Linked DNA regions of Homo sapiens: region 1 is linked to region 2. A link is an interaction called in ENCODE POLR2A ChIA-PET data of the cell type or tissue named here. Cell type or tissue: OCI-LY7. All regions are shown on one strand. Each heading gives the region's core, and the rest is flanking DNA. Links, peaks and the distances in the headings are about the cores only.

Region 1 (6,545 bases), core at 1-5,000, 110 kb before region 2:
TGGTTTAATTGGACTTACAGTTCCACATGGCTGGGGAGGCCTCACAATCATGGCGCGAGGTGAAAGACACTTCTTACTTGGCGGCGGCAAGAGAACATAAGGAAGATGCAAAAGCGGAAACCCCCGATCAAACCGTCAGATCTCATGAGACTTATTCGCTACCATGAGAACAGTATGGGGGAAACTGCCCCCATGATTCAAATGATCTCCCACCATGTCCCTCCCACAACACGTGGGAATTATGGGAGTATAATTCAAGATGAGATTCAGGTGGGGACACAGAGCTAAAGCATACCAGTTAGTAAATGACAGTAGAGAAGCCCACTTTCCCATAAGTCAGCGAGCCTGTCTTTATAAATGGCTCAAAGGTTTCCTTCTAACTAAAAAAAGGGGAGAAAAAAGGGTCCCTTTTGTCCCTGACATATGAAAGCCAGCATTTTCTGAGGCAGCTGCATTCCCTGATTGGGGCCGAGGGCCGGACCCTGGGCTCCTCCCTTCCTTGACCCTCCCTGCCCGCGCCAGGCCTCGGGTTCTCTGGGAAATTGAATTGGATCCTGGTTTCCCATCAAATCCAGCAACTGCCCATCAGCTCAGGATGCCTTCCATAACTATCTGTAGCATTTGCTCCCCAAATTTACTTAAATAATTTTAAAAGAAAACTCTACTGTTACCAAAAATGGAAAATCATTTTCTTAATAAGCAGGAGGGATCCCCCAAAGTGAATGCATTGAACCCTCCTCGTGTCTTTAACTTCTGTTGGAGGCTGGGACACAGGAGGCTGGCTGCCAGTGGAGCCTGCCCGAGTGTGAAAGTCAGGCTCACCCCTAAATAAGAAACCTCTTTGTAATCACAAGGATTGGAAAATAACTGGAAAGGGCAGACCTGCCTCAGCTCGGGACTCTATGTTTTTAAGTACTGTGCCCATGCACTTCCACAATTCATCTTGCAAGGCTGCAAGCCACTTAGAAATGAGTGCTGAAAAAACAGAAGCCTTGAACGTGAGGGATGCGGGCTACAGGGCGTTTCTGTCCAGCCACCTGCACGGCCTTCATTCAGCTGAGGTGTCCGTGAGCACTGCACAAGAAGTACCAATTACAAGGCCAGTCCAGGGCTCCGGAGTCAAATTAAAACTGTGTCCCAGTTCCTGCCCCACCGCTAGGTGACCTTAAGCAAGGCCCTAGACTTCTGGGAGCCCGATTTCCTCAAGCCAATCAATACACGTTAATTGAATGCGCTTCCCAGCTACCAGGGAAATGGGGAGGAGAAAATGTGGTTTTCACCATAAGGATGCCGAAGACCTCTCCTTGCCCTCTCCTCCCCCTCTCCTCCCCCTCTCCTCCCCCTCTCCTCCCCCTCTCCTCCCCCTCTCCTCCCCCTCTCCTCCCCTTCTCCTTCCTGTTTCCTTCCTGTTGCTTGGGGTCCTGCAGAGCAGGTGCCCCCTGGCCTGTGTTACAGGGCTTCTCTCAGAGGCATGCTGGGAAGCAATGGCTTTGGGGGGACCCCTGTTTGTAGCATTTGCCATTTCCATGCTGGCAGATTTCCTGCTATCCAGAGGACGCACAGGAATGCACGTCCAGACCTAAAGCATTTCCTTCCCCCAAATGCAGCCGAGGTGGCACCCCAAGAGCCTGGGGAATGGTGAAGTGCAGTATGCTAATTAGGGAGTGAGGTGTCCTGAGGAGCTATTATCTCTGTTTTTAATGTAATTCCTTTAATTACATGTTTGTATCATTTAATTTTAATATTGGCCATATTTAACAACACATATGCAAATAATCTAGCCATCAGCGTTTGTAGGTTCACTGGCAGGAGCCGGGTGGTGCACACTGTGGCCTGCTGAGCCTGCATAGACAGAAAGTTCCACAGTAGCTCCCCCGACACAGCCCAGGGCAGGGGCTCAGGCAGCGCCTGCACTCCGTGTTCTCCCTGCCTGCTCTTGGTTGCACCTTCCGGTGTCACTCCAGTCTTAGTGGGGCTCTCCTCTCCTGGTGGCACAGAGGTGGACAACAGTCCCAGGGGTCCCAAGGGATCCTTGGGGATCCCAGCTGAAGGTCTCTGGCCTCTGGGTCCCAGCGATGTCCTGAACCAGGGGCCATACGGTGCTTGGCTTGGCCGGCCCTGACCACTCCCCTCCCCTGGGTCTGGAGGTGGAGGGCAGCATTATGTGGACTAGAGCTGGGGGCAGGTGTCCCAGGGAACATCTGGTGGCATTAGGGAAGAGGGGGCTGTGACTGTCCGGCAGTCAGAAACATGGAGGGTCCGCCACAACCTCAGAAGCTCCTGGTCAACTGTGCAATCCTGTTTCAGCATTCTGTCGGAGGCTTTACAATCTCGAGATATTTTTAAACCTTTTGGTGCTTGGGGTTGTCAGATTTCGGAAGTAATACACCCTTGTTTAACAGGGGAAACAGTAATATTCAGCCCTGCATGAGAGTGAGGTAATCACCTCCACAGCCCCTTCCTCCCCCACTTGCGGGGGGCTCCTTCCACGCCCCGCTGCTGGCTGTGCTGACTCAGACACACGTGCACGGTGCAGGGGTTGCTTTGCATTTGCTACCGTAGACCCAAAACACACACAGGATTCTGCACCTGGCTTTTTTTCACTGCACAGTAAAGCTTGGGGTTCCCTACCAGAGAGAGCCCTGCAAACAGGAGGGTTTGCTCTCACTAAACCGGAGGCTGGGAGCCTTTTCATTCATTGCTCCTTCTGAAGGCGTAGAAAAGCAAAGATCTCTTGAGATTTCTAAATTTGGTCAGAGTGTACAGGGCCGTGCAGGGTGCCTGTGTGCTAAAAATATCAGCCCGGGTCTGGGGTGATGGCTGCGCGCTCAGAGAAGGGGCTGTGGGGAAGATGGCTGGAGGCGTACCTGGGGTCCCAGACAAGGCTGCCTCAGCCTCCTCCAAGGGCCTGGGCCTCCCCACACTGACATCCATGCTGCCAGCCATGCGTGCGGCACAATCATGGCTTAGGGAAGCTGCCCCAAATTGAGTAACCCTTCACCTGAGGTCCTACACCCAGGGGTTGAACACCACCTCGGGATTGGGATCCTGTCTAGGATTCACCCGCACCGATATTTACTTATTTCCAACTCACTTTTTAAAATCAAATGCATTTATTTTAAAATAAAATCTCACAGTGCTACAGTACACGGGAAACCCATATCACTTGTCTTAAATGGTAATGATAGGTAGACATCATATATCTCATATATAAAATTATAATAGGCCAGGCGCAGTGGCTCACACCTATAATCCCAGCACTTTGAGAGGCCGAGGTGGGCAGATCACCTGAGGTCAGGAGTTCGAGACCAGCCTGTCCAACATGGTGAAACCCCGTCTCTACTAAAAATACAAAAATTAGCTGGGCATGGTGGCAGGTGCCTATAATCTCAGGTAATCGGGAGGCTGAGGCAGGAGAATTGCTGGAACTCAGGAAGCAGAGGTTGCAGTGAGCCGAGATCATGACATTGCACTCCAGCCCAGGCAACAACAGCAAGACTCCATCTCAAAAAAAAAAAACAAACACCAAAACAAAAATACAAAAATTAGTTGGGCGTGGTGGTGCACACCTGTAATCCCAGCTACTTGGGAGGCTGAGGCAGGAGAATCCCTTGAACCCGGGAGGTGGAGGTTGCAATGAGCCGAGATCACGCCACTGCACTCTAGCCTGGGTGCTATAGTGAGACTCCATCTCAAAAAAATAAAATAAAATAATAATATTGTTATTACTGTTATTAACATTTGTGGGTGTTTGCTCTGGGTCAGGCACTGTTCTGATACACTAGCATGTTAACTGGTTTAATCCTTGCAACAGTCCCTGGGGGAGGTCCAGGGTTGGTGCTCCCTAATAGCCTCATTTTAGGAAAGTAGTTTAGGGCCTCAAAAAGACACATCGCTGCTAAACCAAAGACAGGGACCACTGAAATCGTAGTGAAACACCTCTGGTGGATTTTGGATCTGAATTTGCTTCTGCATTTGCTTTATTCATTCATTCACTGATTCCCTCATTCATTTGTTTGGCAATGTCTGCTGAGAACCCACTCTGTGCCCCACACTGGGAAGGCGGAGAGTGGGTCCTGTCCCAGCCCTCCTTAGCAGGACTGCAATGGGGAAGGCTGCATTAACCAACAGGCATGGTGTGGTGGGCACTTCGGAGCTACAAGATGGGTGAGGAACAGGGTGTTCACCAGCCTAGGCTAGGAGGGTGCTGCTGGGTCAAGTTTCTAAACTTTTAAGGATGAAAATAGGTGAAATTAGGGAAGAAAGGAGGAGGATATGGGTGAAAAAATGAAAAAATGGGTGAAGCAAGTTTCATGTCTTCATTGGATACCCCTATTGTTAACATACTGGAAGAAGAATTTAACCTCATTTTCCTTATCTGTAAAATGGAAACAATGGTACCAGCTTCAAAGCATAACGCCAGATTTTTGTTTTGTTTTGTTTTTTGAAACAGAGTCTTGCTCTGTTGCCCAGGTTGGAGTGCAGTGGCGCGATCTCGGCTCACCGCAACCTCTGCCTCCTGGGTTCCAAGCGATTCTCCTGCCTCAGCCTCCCGAGTAGCTGGGATTACAGGCGTGGGCCACCGTGCCCGGCTAATTTGGATAACATCAGTTTTAAAACATTACAGCTGTGCCTGCCACAGAGTAAATGCTCAAAATATGTGACTGATCATAATCATTATTTTTATTACTGTTGTTGGCAAATGATTGTGTTCTCCATTTATCATAGCTACGTTATAAAGTTTATTGTTTTCATATATTTGATTTTTTAAAGTGAGTTGGCATGGCAGGCTCTCGGCGAGTTTAAGCTCTTATCCGTGTGACCATCTTCGCCCTCATTTGCATGCGCCCTGGAATTTCACGAGCACACCAAAAAATTAACCTGCAATTTCCCCATGTCCCTTTTGTCTTCCTGAGGCTTTATTTAGAAAGAAGTGGAAATCCAAGACCACTCTTGTAAACTAATAACAATTCATTTATTTGATGGGGGATTTAAATTCCTTACCAAATTGTTAAAAGCAACTCAATAAACAGTAATATTTCTAAGCAGCCACAATTCGCAGCATGGGGCGTCCTACCTCTGATTCAGACGGCAGAACATTTATCTTTCACGACCAAAGTCTCTCCCAGCAAAGCAAGGTGGTTTTGCAAGATCCTCTACCCAGAGTAACCAGACTCAACTCGAAAAAGTTTAATTTTGCCTCATCTCTGTCCACCTCCAAATGTGTCCAGCACGTGTGGAAATCGTGACGTTAAGGAGGAAGCGTCTGCTTGGGGAAAATTAAAACTCCAGAATCCCATTTAAATCTGGTGACAGAAGTTAGAGCTGGACTCTGAGTCAGGCCAGCCTGGCCTATTCCAGCCACCACCTCCCATTTGTAAGGAACACCAAGCTAGTCACCGTCTCCCAGCTTCATTTCCTCATCCTCTCTCCGTGCCTCAGTTACTGTCTCTGGAAACAGGCTGCCTCTGTGACCCCGGAGATCTTGAAGTGAGATAATACAGGGACACCGGCTTAGTACAGACCCTCGTATTTAATTAGTGGTAAGCAAATGTTTCCTATCATCATTGTTACTAATACTATTATGATTATTGCCGTCTACAGAATGGGGACAAGCTCACTGCGGCTGCAAGGGGACCTGGGAATACAGGGAGCAACACTGGGTGGCAGCTGCCCTTTAAAAGCAGCTCTAGAAATCTGGACCGAGCTGTGAACAGGCATCCAGGGTGCCGCGGGGAGTGAATGAAACGCCGAAGAAGAGACATCTCAGAAGGGCTGTAAAAGGAAAAGAGAAGGGAGGCTGAGGAGGGCGGAGCACTTGAGGTCAGGAGTTCAAGACCATCCTGGCCAACATGGTGAAACCCCGTCTCTACTAAAAATACAAAAATTAGCCGGGTGTGGTGGCACGTGCCTGTAATCTCAGCTACTCAGGAGGCTGAGGCAGGGAGAATAGCTTGAACTCAGGAGGTGGAGGTTGCAGTGAGCCAAGATCGTGCCACTGCACTCCAGCCTGAGTGACAGAGCGAGACTGACTCAAGAAAAAAAAAAAAGAAGGAAAAGAGAATCCTTAGGAAAGAGAATGGGACTGCAAAGGCAGGAGAAAACAGGGTCTCCTTCCCCACAACACACATGGCCAAGCAGAGCCCACAGTCTATACAACTGAGGTGGGAGCTGGGTGGGGCCTTCTGCTGTCACCTGTCATGGTCATAACAGGAATCGCAGTTACCAGAGCCCCTGTGGATGTCCCAGGCACCCCTTAAGCCAAGTGGTTTATACCAATTATGTTGGATTGATTTCATCTGTAATCTTCATACCTGTCCTGGGAGGAAAATGCCATCATGATCCACCTTTTACAAATGTCAAAAGCAAGGCACAGAGAAGTTAAGAAACATATCCCAGGTCACACAGCTCAAAGATGGAGCTGGGATTTGAGCCTGGGCAGGGTGATGCCAGAGTCCACCTGCTCGACTGCCCTGGATCTGCCCCAGCCGCCTTCAGAGAACGGGTGCTGATGGCCCCCTCGGCTCTAGGTCTCAGTGGAAAAC
Region 2 (5,000 bases), core at 1-5,000:
CCGCAGGTGGGCCAAAGGACTGGAAGAGGGAGGTGGGGCATGGCGCTGGGTGCACTCTGTCACCTGTACTCTGATGACACATTTTTATTCTCTTCCCAACAGGCATGCCAAGAAAGCTCTAGAAGTTTTGCTCAACAGTGACCACTAATTCTCATAATATACAAAGTGTAGTTTTTCTGAACAGTAACTCAAGCAGCAAGCTAATAACATCAATCATATGTGATCATGACTTTGCACTGGAGATAACTGTCCTTGAACTAAGAACAATGAAAAACCCCTGAAGCAAATTTCTCTTTTAAACTAAAAAGATGCTAATTTATGTAACCCCCACAATAAGCTGACATTAACTGCTTAAATGAATGAGATTTTACTTCAATTTTTAAACAGCACTCAAAGCAATTACCTTTCTCACTGCTTTCAATTTACTACATTTTTTAACGCGTATAACGTATAGAGTCCCGCGTCATTTAAGTTAAAATGCAGAATTTTGATGCAGCTGCTGGGATGAGTATGCAAAGAGGAGATTCAATGAAGAGCCCGATGTGGGAGCTGAGGCCTCGGGCTCCACGCACGCCACAGCCTGTCCACCCCCAGCCAGGCAGAACCAAAAAAGTACACTCTTGTCACAAAACTGAGTGCATGGCTTACACAGGTGAATGGATAAACAAATGGCACACCCCACCCGGGAATACTACCCAGCACTGAAAAGTAACGGACAAGTGATTCACTCAACAGCATGGGTGAATTTCAAAATCCTTATGCTGAGGGAAAGAAGCTGGGGCGAGGGGAAAATGTAGCGTAGGGCTCCACTTATATAAAATTCTAGAAAATTCAGACTAGTCCATAATGCCAGAAAACAGATCCATGGTTTTGTGTGTGCGTAAGGGAAGATTACAGTAATATACACAAAAACCTTTCGGGGAGATGACTATGGTGATAGTTTCATGGGTATTTACAGATGTTGAAACTGATCAAATTGTACACTTTAAACAATGACTGTATTTCAATTGTACCTCAATAAAGTTGCTTTAAAAAAAGAACACAGCTTCATGGCTCACACAGCAAACCCTCAAACAGGGAAACACAGAAGCAGCAGCAGGCCTGGAGGGGTCAGAGGGATGGAAGGCAATCAGCTGGACTTCTGTGTCTAAGTTCGGGGCCTCAGGGAGACTCAGGTGCAGCCACGCTCCTGAGACTGGGAAATACTAAAGGTGGAGCGGGCAGGGCCCGAACCAAGGGACGTCTCCAGTCACTGGCTTGTGTGGCAGCAGGTGTCTTGGGAATGCAAAGCGCTGTTTAGAGCCCTGTGGTGGCCCCCCAGGCTGAGATAGCGGGGGGCCAGCAAGGCAAGAGGGGCAGGAGACAGGAGCTGGCAGGAGGACAGGAACCACAGCCCAAAGCAGAATAAACCAGGACATGGCCAAGAAGCAGGGAGGAGAGCTGTATGGAACAGGAAGGGACGGGTGAGTGACCGGCACAGACAGAAAGGAAGCTTCTGGACTGGATGAGGAGGACGTGGCCACAGGGACTCTGAGTACAGCTGCAAGAGGCCAGAAAGTACCTGGCAGTGGACTGAGGAGGGGCCAGAGCACAGGGAACCAAGAGGGTAGGTGCTGACACCACTCTCTCGATAGCCTTAATATACATGGAAATGGTTCCTCGAGCCTTCCATGCTTAGACAGAGGGGAGGAGCTGGTGGACGGGGACAGAAGACAGTGGGAGAAGGCCCAGAAAAGAGCCATGAGGGTGGAAGGAGACGGGGTCAGCGCAGGCAGACATGAGGTGAGCGGGAAAGACACTGCAGGCCACTGGAAGCCCCTCCTATGTGAAGCAGGTGACCTCCCCATCGGAAGCCAGGGCAGGGTAGGGAAAAGTCTAGAAGGCTGTTGTGGGCAAAGGGCAGAGTGGGGTGGGAGGAGAATGATGAAAACCACAAATACAATGATGACAACCTCTCCAGAAGAGCTGAGCAGTGGAGAAACACGCAGGCTGGTTGAAAGCCAACACACTTCCCATGGGGTTGGGCAGAGTACCCGAGTCTACACATTTCACCATCATGCCCAAAGGCCTCAAAAATGCAGCCCCACTCCTGCCAGCTCCTAACTCCCCCTGCCCAAACCACCAGCCAACCAAGCAACCAACAGCACCCAGGCGAAAGCTCCATGACCCGCCCTGCCACCCCCTTCATAAAGTGCAGCCCCCGGCTTGCCTGTGCTTCTGTGCCCAGGAACAGAGCAGCCCGTAATGGCTCACACTGGCCGAGCACTTCCTGTGTGCTGGGTTCTGGCCAAAGGCTGTACTGAATCCCCACAACCATTTGAGGAAGTCCTGCAATTTCCCCTTACAGGGAGGGGACGGTGACCTGCCCAAGGACACACGTGAGTCCTGAGAAGAGTCACAACTCAGGCCTAGGCCTTCTGAACCCAGAGCCTGGCTCTGCTGCCTTGGAGCACCCAGAGCAGGCCCGGGAGTTCTCACCTTTGACCAGTCGTAGCTGGAAGCGTATGCAAATATGTTTCCATTGTGATTGAAACAGCAAGCTGAGATGGGCTGATCTAACTGTTCCGAAGTTTTTAGTTTTGTTCTGGCATCTTTGTCCCAGAAGCTGAATCTACCATCAGATCCCACAGTTGCAAGGGTGCCATGAACAGGATGGAACGCGATTCCATTTACCTGCAAGGATTGACATGCACAATGAGAAGCCAGGCAGAGGGGCGCAGAGAAGGTTCCACCCACGCACACTTCCTGCTTGAGTTAGGAAACAAAGCGCACAGGTACATTTCCTTCCAGCTGCTGCCCGCTGATAGCAAGAGAAACTATCCAGGCTTCCTCCATCAAATGCCAGCCCAGAACCCAATCTTGCCTCCTGTGAGGGCTGCACACCAGAGAAAGTGAGCATGTGGACAGCAAGAAACAAGGAGCAGACCTCAGGAAAATGTTTCTTTTGAGCAAACAGATTTCTCAGTCTGAGCTGTGGGTGTGAACTGTCTACCAGCGCTCCTGAGGGAGGGAGAAGACTCTCGGCAAAACATCCTAAGCTTATGTTCAGAAACAAATACACAACACTGCTAGTTAGGCGGCACGTTAACACAGAAAACAAGGCCAAGTGCGGTGGCTCACGCCTGTAATCCCAGCACTTTGGGAGGCCGAGGCGGGCAAATCACAAGGTCAGGAGTTCGAGACCAGCCTGGCCAATATGGTGAAACGCCGTCTCTACTAAAAATACAAAAATTAGCTGGGCGCCTGTAGTCCCAACTACTTGGGAGGCTGAGGCAGGAGAATCGCTTGAACCCAGGAGGCGGAGGTTGCAGTGAGGTGATATCACGCCACTGCACTCCAGCCTGGGCGACAGAGCGACTCCGTCTCAAAAACAACAACAAAAATCCACAGAAACCTGAAGCCTACAGCATAAGCCACTTATCTCCGGACATGAACACACAAGCTCTTCAGTGATGAGTCTTTTCTGATCCCACAATTCCTCAGCCACCTCCAAGTCTGGTTTCCAGATGTATTACCACGGTTAAAGTGTCTAAAAACGTACCGCATAAATGTCCTGAGGAGCTGAAGTGTTGGTTCCATTAGATCGATGACATTTAAAGGTGAAGTTATCTTTGGCGCTGAAAGACAAAGGTTCATGTAAGTCTTCCTTTGTTAAAAAAAGTCCAGTGAAATCTGCAAGCTGACAGAGTCACACTTACGGGTTCGGGGGGTTGATATAGTGAATAGCAACTCTCCCCTCGATACTTCCCAGGGCAAAACCAGTAGGCTTGTTCTGTTTGTCTTTAAAAATAGCCACACACCGATGCTACAGTTAAAATAAAAAAGAGACATAATCACAGCATAATATAAGATTTCATGACTAACGTGAAGGTAAGTCATTTTTACCCCATGTTTAGGTTTTAGAAGAACCAGAAAAAATCACTCAAATATGATACAGCAGTAAGCATTGCTTTCTAACTCCTTAGTAACTCCATCTAAGCAGTGAGTTTATGACCCAACTGCACACCCTGTGCTCCTCCCCCGCCCCCGCTGCTCGCTCTCCCTCTGCCACCCTGCAAGGCCGCGTTCACGCCAGCAGAGCCCCATGGGCTGCGAGGCAGACAGCGGCCCTGCCTGTGGGGAATGGAGACGTCCCTGGCTAGGCAGACACCCCTCAGGAGGTCACCCGAAGCTTCTGCGCTTCTGCCTCCCCAGCTGGAGGAGGGATGCAGGCTCTGCCGCACCCGTCTCACAGGGTAACAGGGTGAAGGGGACGGTGGGTGCAGTGGCCATGCTACAGACAAGCAACACGCTGCACTTCGCCCAGTGTTGAGTGTGAGGGCCCAAGGGCAGGTCTCTATTCTACAGAAGAACCCAGAAATTCCACTACCCAGCCTCCTGGGCAGAAAAGCCGACCACCCCGAGGAGAAGCCAACTTTGGAGTTACCACTTCCTCCTTCCAGTCGTGGCAACCTGGCCAAAGCTTGGAGGGCCATCCACCCTGCCTAAGCTGGTCATCTGAGCTTCCGTGTGAGTTCAGGGGAAGCCTGGCAGGACCCAGGCAGGGGCCAGGCAAGACGAAGGGAGAAGCAGCCTCTGGCATCGTGACAGCTGCTGGTGATGCACGTTTCCTAAGTACGAAGGAAAACGGCCTCCTCTTTCATTCCTGTACTGTTTGCTCCCCTGCCTTTTTAAAAACTGCCAGACCATTACTTTTGTGAGTACGAAGAAAAAAAGTAAAGCAAACTGACAAACATCTGTAAGTTCTTAGATGACAGAAAAGGCCATGGCTGGTCATCAGCACAGGGTCTACTGTGCGGCACACCAGGAACTGCACAATGCCAGGGGTGTCACTTGCACCAAGAGCCACATGCACTGGCCCTGTGCAAAGGCCGATGGCAATCAGTTCTCAACAACGGAGAGGCCAGGGCGCTAGCACCGGGTGGCAGGAAGTGAAGCCAGATGGGACCAGGTTTTTTTTGGATTCAACCAAAAGGAAATGGGGAGGCAGGGAAGGGCTT

What was found. ChIA-PET counts read pairs that join two places held together with the same protein. Peaks named below come from ENCODE experiments on the same cell type or tissue, not always from the same donor. Only the 100,000 strongest peaks of a DNase experiment are listed, where the experiment ranks them.
Region 1: POLR2A ChIA-PET joins it to region 2 with 8 read pairs; 10 of 35 experiments call an interaction of 5 or more read pairs at or near these places.

The regions. Positions count from the first base shown.
Region 1 is chr20:57,476,951-57,483,495 of GRCh38, reverse strand. No RefSeq gene overlaps it. Among named protein-coding and RNA genes, the nearest start is that of CTCFL, 45 kb to the left of the region's middle. RefSeq lists enhancers at 1-156, 1,919-2,138, 2,349-2,398, 2,409-2,528. In OCI-LY7, for the core only: CTCF peaks have their summits at 949 and 1,150; DNase peaks (open chromatin) are centred at 105, 1,075, 1,845, 2,555 and 1 weaker place; H3K4me3 peaks cover 3,453 bases; H3K27ac peaks cover 5,000 bases.
Region 2 is chr20:57,372,280-57,377,279 of GRCh38, reverse strand. RAE1 (ribonucleic acid export 1) reads right to left here. Exons shown (of 12, transcript NM_003610.4): 9 at 3,699-3,805; 10 at 3,542-3,617; 11 at 2,479-2,673. LOC124904938 (a long non-coding RNA gene) reads left to right here. Exons shown (of 2, transcript XR_007067671.1): 2 at 103-1,040. Among named protein-coding and RNA genes, the nearest start is that of RBM38, 17 kb to the left of the region's middle. RefSeq lists an enhancer at 1,803-2,800. In OCI-LY7, for the core only: no CTCF peak of the experiment used is centred there; a DNase peak (open chromatin) is centred at 2,289; H3K27ac peaks cover 1,080 bases.